2 separate regions of the Homo sapiens genome follow, and region 2 is linked to region 1. Evidence: chromatin contacts called from ENCODE Hi-C data. All regions are on one chromosome and are shown on one strand. The core of a region is the stretch at or near the end of the contact, and the rest is flanking DNA. Distances in the headings are between cores, read along the strand shown.

Evidence for each region. A loop is a pair of places that touch in the nucleus more often than their neighbours do. Pooled maps may share reads with other maps.
Region 2: a pooled map shows a loop between it and region 1 (17-fold over the local background). The contact joins the promoter of UCK1 here to the promoter of TTF1 in region 1. A Hi-C loop is called at or near these places in 6 of 50 pooled maps.

The regions. Positions count from the first base shown.
Region 1 is chr9:132,405,105-132,408,729 of GRCh38, forward strand. It overlaps TTF1 (transcription termination factor 1), which reads right to left and starts at 1,736. Exons shown (of 11, transcript NM_007344.4): 1 at 1,686-1,736.
Region 2 is chr9:131,529,374-131,533,059 of GRCh38, forward strand. UCK1 (uridine-cytidine kinase 1) reads right to left here and starts at 1,890. Exons shown (of 7, transcript NM_031432.5): 1 at 1,694-1,890; 2 at 1,113-1,272; 3 at 115-211. The coding sequence starts at 1,801. RefSeq lists enhancers at 1-341, 1,047-1,960 and silencers at 1,376-1,425, 1,626-1,985, 2,126-2,295.

The DNA of each region.
Region 1 (3,625 bases), core at 486-2,985:
TCTCGATCTCCTGACCTTGTGATCCAACCGCCTCGGCCTCCCAAAGTGCTGGGATTACAGGCGTGAGCCACCCACTGGCTGATTTCTTTTCTTTTCTTTTTTTCTTTTTCTTTTTTTGGAGACAGAATCTCGTTCTGTCACCCAGGCTGGAGTGCAGTGGCACGATCTCGGCTCACTGCAACCTCCGCCTCCCGGGTTCAAGCGATTCTCCTGCCTCAGCCTCCGGAGTAGTAGCTGGGATTACAGGCGCAAGCCACCAAGCCTGGCTAATCTTTGTATTTTTAGTAGAGACGGGGTTTCGCCATGTTGGCCAGGCTGGTCTTGAACTCCTGACCTCAGGTGACCCACCTGCCTCGGCCTCTCAAAGCGCTGGGATTACAGGCGTAAGCCACAGCGCCCGGCCTTGATTTCTTTAAATAACATTTCCCCTTCCATCAGTTCCTTTCCTTCTTTTTTGTAAATACTTCCTAGGCTGCTCTCTGGTCTCTGGAGCCCAGTACAACCTTCTAAATATATAGTCTCTCCCTGCTAAAAACTTTTTAGGGTTCCCCTGTTATTCTTAAGATAAAGTCAAAATCCTCACAGACCTGCAAGAGTCTTCATTTCTTCATAATCTAGCCTAGAGATGGACAGAGGTAAGTCCATGCCCACCTCTCTACCTCTCACTTCTCTCTAGGTTTCAGAAACCCTGCTGTTTTCAGTTCCTAGAATACACTACCTTCCTTTTCGTCTCAGGAACTTTGCAAAAACAGCCCATTCCATCAGGAAAGCTCTTCCTCCGCATTACCTTTCTGCCCTTTAACTGGTCCAAGTATGAAAGCCACTTTCTCAAGAGGACCTCTCTAACTCCTTAGCCGGTCTCATCTTTCTGGTTAACAGTGTTTCCCAACAACCAGCTGCTCCCCATTGCACTTTTGGCAGTTATAATATGATCGGCTTCTTGAGGGCTGGAATCCTGGCCATCTTGCTCCCAAATGGCTCCCCAGTCAGTGCTCGATACATATTGAGAACGGATATGCATTTATCCCCCCTTACTCAGAACATACACTTCCCGCTCTGCAGGTACGTGCCCAAACCTGGTCCCGGATTCTCTCACCGCCTTTGGGGTGCGAGAGAGACCCCGCTCTGCTCCCGGGTGGGCGCTCCAGGGCTGAGACTGGAGGAACTAACCAGATGTGAATTCTGCATCTTCTCACTCCCAAAGACCCAAGCCGCGGCCGGGCGCGGTGGCTCACGCTTGTCATCCCAGCACTTTGAGAGGCCGAGGCGGGTGGATCACCTGAAGTCAGGAGTTCGAGACCAGCCTGGCCAACATGGTGAAACCCTGTCTCTACTAAAAATACAAAAATTAGCTAGGCTTGGTGGCGGGCGCCTATAATCCCAGCTACTCGGGAGGCTGAGGCAGGAGAATCGCTTGAACCCAGGAAGCGGAGGTTGCAGTGAGCCGAGATCGCGCCACCGCACTCCAGCCTGGGCGACAAGAGCAAAACTCCATCTTTAAAAAAAAAAAAAAAAAACACCCAAGCCTCAGTTTCCCCGAGATAAGGCCTGGGGCAAAGACCGCGGCCTGGAGACCTCAGGCCAAAAGGCGGGTCTCCCAGAAGACGGGGAAACCCACCACCCCACGCTGAGTTTTTACGCGCGCATTTTGAAAAACAGAAACAACAAAGGCGCTTTCAACTTACCCTCCGAAAGCGCCGCCACCTTTCTCCCAACCCGGAAGTGCTGCTGTTGAGGAAGCGGAAGTAGTAGTGCGTCGCCTTCCGGCCCCCTCGGCGTCACGCTGCCATGGTAACACGGCTGCCGCTAGGCCTTGGAGGCGCGCACATTTGCCTACCCATTTTCCTTCTGGGTCCTTTAGACGTCAGGTGGGGTAGAGAGTGCTCCTGAAACGAAGAAAGTAGGACAGAATCCCCCTCCATTGACGTACTAATGCATGCGTGCATTCCATTTATTCCAGTTTTTGGTGAACTCCAGGAACAACTTGGGAAGACAGATGACAAATCAACTAAGATAATTTCAGATTATCTTGTAAGGAAAATAAAACAGGGTGACGTGATGGAGAGTGACTAGGGGACGGTGGGTGCTACTTTAGATGTAAGAGAGGGCTCACTGAGGAGGTGACATTTGAACTGAGTTCTAAATGGAAAGGGCAGGCAAAAAATCTAGGCAGAAGAGTGTTCCAGGCTGGAAGTGAGTGCAAAAGTCCTGAACTTGGTTGCTGGAGGACCTGGGACAAGGCCAGAGCAGCTGGAGCACAGAGTGAATCCACACAGTGAACCCACAGGGTGACAGACAGGTCGCACACGCCCAGCCTAAGTGAATGCATGTGAATGCAGGGGAGGGGGTGGGAGAGGAAGTCAGAGGTCTGCAGGGGCTATCTGGTGCAGAGGCTGATGGATGTTAAGCTTGGATGAAGTCTCAGAAGTTTAGAGTTAGCAGGAGCTTTGGAGATCTATCCCAGTCTTCCCATTTCAACAGAGTCCTGAAGAGACTTAGCCAAAAGGGCAGCTTTAACCTGGCCATCAATTCGAGGCCATTATATTTACCAACCAAACGTTTAACCTTTTTGGATAGTGAACATATACGATATAGGCAACAAGTTTTCTCACTTAATCCTTGTAATGAGGTATTATTAGCCCCACCTTGTGGATGAGAAACCTGGGTTTACAGTAACTTGTCCAAGGTGACTTAAATGGGCCAGCCAGAAATCAGACCTATGCTCTTTCTACTACTCCACTATCTTGCCCCTCACTGTTCCACCTGACTTCTATGTGATCTGCCAAGTGGCTTTGATTAAAAAATGCACAAACTATGCTTCCGTGAAAGTCTGGAAGGGAAGCAGGTTGGAGAAACGATGAGCCTATGTATGTACTCATGTTGCCATGCAAGGGCTGCTCTGGGATGTGGACGTGCAGTTGGAGCTCCGTCTGGAGAAGTCTGTAAATGTGGTGTTGTCCACTGTTGATATGGAAGGCCTTGAAGTCCAGGTCCGTCATTGGTGTCACGTGTTCTGTGGTGACCCCACTTACCCAGAGCCTTGTGGTGCTAGTGATGCATGAATGAACCCACAAAAGGCTGGCACTAGAGGAGAGATTAGATATCATCCAGTATCGATTCAGGAAAACTCCAATAGTGGTTTCCAATCCTCCTCCAACTGCACCAATCACCTGGGAAGCTTTTTTTTTTTTTTTTCAAATGCAGAGTCTCAACTTTGCAATGGATTTTATATTAAACACTATTGTATCACATTAAAATCTTCGGACATGATAATGACATTGTAGTTACACATGGGAATGTCCTTGCTACATGATGACGTACTTAGGGTTAAATATGGTGTTGACAGATATTTTTCAGGTGATTCTGTAATGTGTGTATGTGCATGCTCACAGAGAGAGAGCAAGAAAATGTGACCAGTGCTGGGGACGGGTGAATCTGTTAGTCCAAACTGCACCATTTTGTAAGCCCCCTGCCATTTTGCAGACCTTGCTTAAAGTGAAACATTCCACGGGGGTTCAGGCAGTGAGAAACAGCCTGCCTCTTATCATATTCTGCTGGGAGAAAGTGACAGGAACATCACGTTCCACCAGAACAAGGGCCAAACTGCCTCATCATGGGAATACCT
Region 2 (3,686 bases), core at 640-3,139, 880 kb before region 1:
GGGGACCCACAGAAACCAACCGGGGGAGGCCTGCCGCCAGGCAGGTCTGTGTGAGCCCGAGGGGACGTCCTAGCTGGCCCCTCTCCTCGGCCCTCCCTAGAACCACCTGCTTACCTTGAGTGTGTCACAAAATCATAGGTCGGCACCTCCACCGTTTTGCCCTCCACGATGTTCTTCAGAGTCCTGTGCATCAAATCATTATCAAAGGCATCTGCAGGGTTGGAGACAAAGGCAAGACAGGCAGATGCCCTCGTGCAGCGGACAGCAGGGAACCCTCTCTGCTCTGGGGTCAGCACAGCTGGGTGCTGGGGACACCGAGAACCCTAGCACAGGTAGACTAGGACTACGGCAGTGTATGTTTGGTAGCAACAGTGCCCTCTGCAGCCCTGCAGACCACAGGATGACCCTGTCCTTGCTGTTCTCGGGCTGTGCCACTGCCCAAGCTCTGTGCCCCTGAGATGCCGGAACACAGGGGTTTTCTGATCAGCTCTTCCTGGGAGGTGGGTAGGCTGGGCCTCTGCTTCTCTCTCTTTCTGGGACTAACTGGTTAGACTGCGGCTTTGCAGGCCTTCTTCCCACAAGTCCTTGGGAAAAGGCTGACCATGCCAGCCAGCCAGGGTGGAATCTTCTAGCAGTGGCAGGTGTCTCCCTGCCGCATCTGCCCGTTTACCTGGCCCGGAGCTTCAAGCCACCAGCACTAGTTTACCTACCGCCTCCCACACTGGCCTCTCTGAGGACTTTGCCCCAAAGCACGGGAGGGCACAGTGGGCAGAGGTGTGTGTGGAGGGCCCTAAAGGCCCCAACGTGGGAAGGGAAGATGGGAGGATTTCTCCAGGATCACAGTTGTGGCAGGGCAGGGCAGGGCTCCCCACAGTGCAACAGGCTTCCTGACTGGCTCCAACCACGCTCCTGGGGGGACACTCAGGGCCCAGAGAACTCAGCAAAGTTCCCCTGACTTCACTGTGCAGCCAACTCCACTGCAGGCTGCGTGGCGAGTTGGGGGAACAGCCCAAGCGGGTCTGCATCCATCCAACCTTGGGCCCAAGCGCAGCTGGTTAGCGGCCGCCCAGAATGGGGTCTGCCCTCCCCACATCGTTGGGCTCGCGATTTACCTGGATGGTCAAAATTGTACTGTCCTTTCAAGGCCTTGGCCTTCTGCTCTGCCGTCAGGACCTTGTAGAACCTGTCCTGGCTCAGGATGACCACCTTCCGCTGCCGCTGTTCCACCTCGTTCTGTCCCAGCAACTCCATGATCTTCTCACACACGGTCGACTGGAGACACAGAAGCGGGATTCCCGCCTGGAACCGCTCGTCCTGTGACAGGCACGGGGCCGGCTTCTGGAGACACTGACCCACCCGCCCCCTGGGGGGTATGCTCGGAAGGCGGGAGGACACCAACAGGTGTGGATGGTCTCAGCGGAAGGGCCGCGGGGGCCCAACGGGGTTAGCACGGACTTGGGGCTCCGAGGAGCCCGGCCGGCGGAGAGGCTGTGGGGGAGCCCCGAGGCCCAGCGCCCCAACCCCTCGCCCGCCCCAGCCCGCCCCGGCCCATCGCGGCCTGCAGCCCCTTCGCTCCCGCGCCCTGCCCCTGCCTGGCAGGGGGCCCCTCGGCCGGGGCTGGGGTCTCCTCTCTGGACCGGGCCGCCCGTAGGCACCGGCGAGAGGCGAGACCCCGGCCCGCTCGGCCCCTTACCTTCCCGCTGGCAGTGCCGCCGCTCACCCCTATCAGGAAGGGCCGCTGGTGCGGACGGTCGGCCTCCGGCGCGGGGCTCTCGCAGTCTTCGCCTCCCGCCGAAGCCATCTCGGCCTCCGCTCCCGCGCATCGGGTCCCCGCGCCCGCCCCTTCCCCAGGCCCGGCGCGCCCGCCCAGCGCCGAGGTCGGAGGCAACCGGAGCGATCACTTCCGGGAGGCGCGCGGGGCACGCCGGGAGTTGTAGTCCACCGGGGGGGGGGGGGCCGCGCATGCGTGAGGGTGCAGGGCCCGAGGCCGGCACACCAGGAGCGCCCGCGTCCCATTGCGCCGAAAGCTGGCTGGCAGGGACTGCTGCGCCCGGGCCTCGAGCCGGCTACAAGGTCTCAGACTCAAGTGGCCCGGAAGGTGCCCGTTCCGCACCCCGAGGCTGGGGCTGCGCCTTCGTCCGAGTGCTTGCCTCTGCCTCGCGCTGCCTCTGCGCCAGTCCCGGGCCCTCCCCCGGCCGCCCCCGGGCCTGGCCCCCTCCAGCCCAGGCTCCTCTTGGCCATCGAGGCCTCCGGACTGTCCGGACGCCTCCCACCCCACCCGCTGCTGGAGCCGTCGGGGCGCCCCGGAACGTGGCGGGGGCTGTCGCCTGATGACTTTAGGCTCGCGCCTACAGCGCGCCAAGGAGGCAGAGGCCCATGTGCCGGGTTCCATCCCTGCCGCCCCCCCGCTCCGTGCCTGGCACAGAGAACGTGACAGGCAAATTCTGATCCATTGAAATTATGGATTTCCAGCCGGGCGCGGTGGCTCACGCCTGTAATCCCAACACTTTTGGAGGCTGAGGCGGGTAGATCACGAGGTCAGGAGATCGAGACCATCCTGGCGAACACGGTGAAACCCCGCCTCTACTAAAAATGCAACAAATCAGCTGGGCGTGGTGGCGGGCGCCTGTAATCCCAGCTACTTGGGAGGCTGAGGCAGGAGAATCGCTTGAACCCGGGAGGTGGAGGTTGCAGTGAGCCGAGATGGTGCCACTGCACTCCAGCCTGGGCCACAGAGCAAGACTCCGTCTCAAAAATAAAAAAGAGAGAGAGATAGCTAAGGCTCGGGGCAGAGCATGCTTTTCATATACAAAACAGACAACCCCGGGCGGACGCGGTGGCTCACACCTGTAATCCCAGCACTTTGGGAGGCCGAGGCGGGTGGATCACGAGGTCAGGAGATCGAGACCATCCTGGCTAACATGGTGAAACCCCGTCTCTACTAAAAATACAAAAAATTAGCCGGGCATGGTGGCGGGCGCCTGTGGTCCCAGCTACTCGGGAGGCTGAGGCAGGAGAATGGTGTGAACCCGGGAGGTGGAGCTTGCAGTGAGCCAAGATCACGCTACTGCACTCCGGCCTGGGGGAAAGAGTGAGACTCTGTCTCAAAAAAAAAAAAAAAAAAAAAAAAGACCCCAAGTCTACAGCCCCAGCTACCTCCTTATCTAATTCTCGCCTTTGGAGGCAAGATTCTCCCTGCCCTAAGTCACCCAGGGCCAGGTATCAGGTGACTAGAGACCACTCTGCAGCCCAGAGCCTGCTAGAATTACTCAAACTAGCCAATTTTAAACTCTTTCCCTGCCCTGCCAGGCCTTTTCCATGGAAACCCCAAGAAAGCCTCAGGCCTGGGCTCTCCCCTCGCCCCTGCTTCTGCCTCCTGACCAAACCTGGGGTTCTCTACTGAGAACCGTGCATGGCATGGGTGCCCCTTCTCTCAGGAAATGCGATCAATCTTGCGATGGCTTTGGCCTCTCCTCATGGTCATTCAGCCGTACCTCTGTAAATTAAGCCCCAGGCACAGAACAGTGCCTAGCAAACAGCCACGCTGCTGGCTTAGATCTGTCCAGGTGTGTGTCCCAAAGGTGGCCATCCCCCAAGCCAACTTTGAATTTGTATCAAGGGAGAGTTAGACACGGTTTCTTGCCATTTCTTCCCCTGTGGTCCAGCCACGTAGCGAAAGGCAGGGA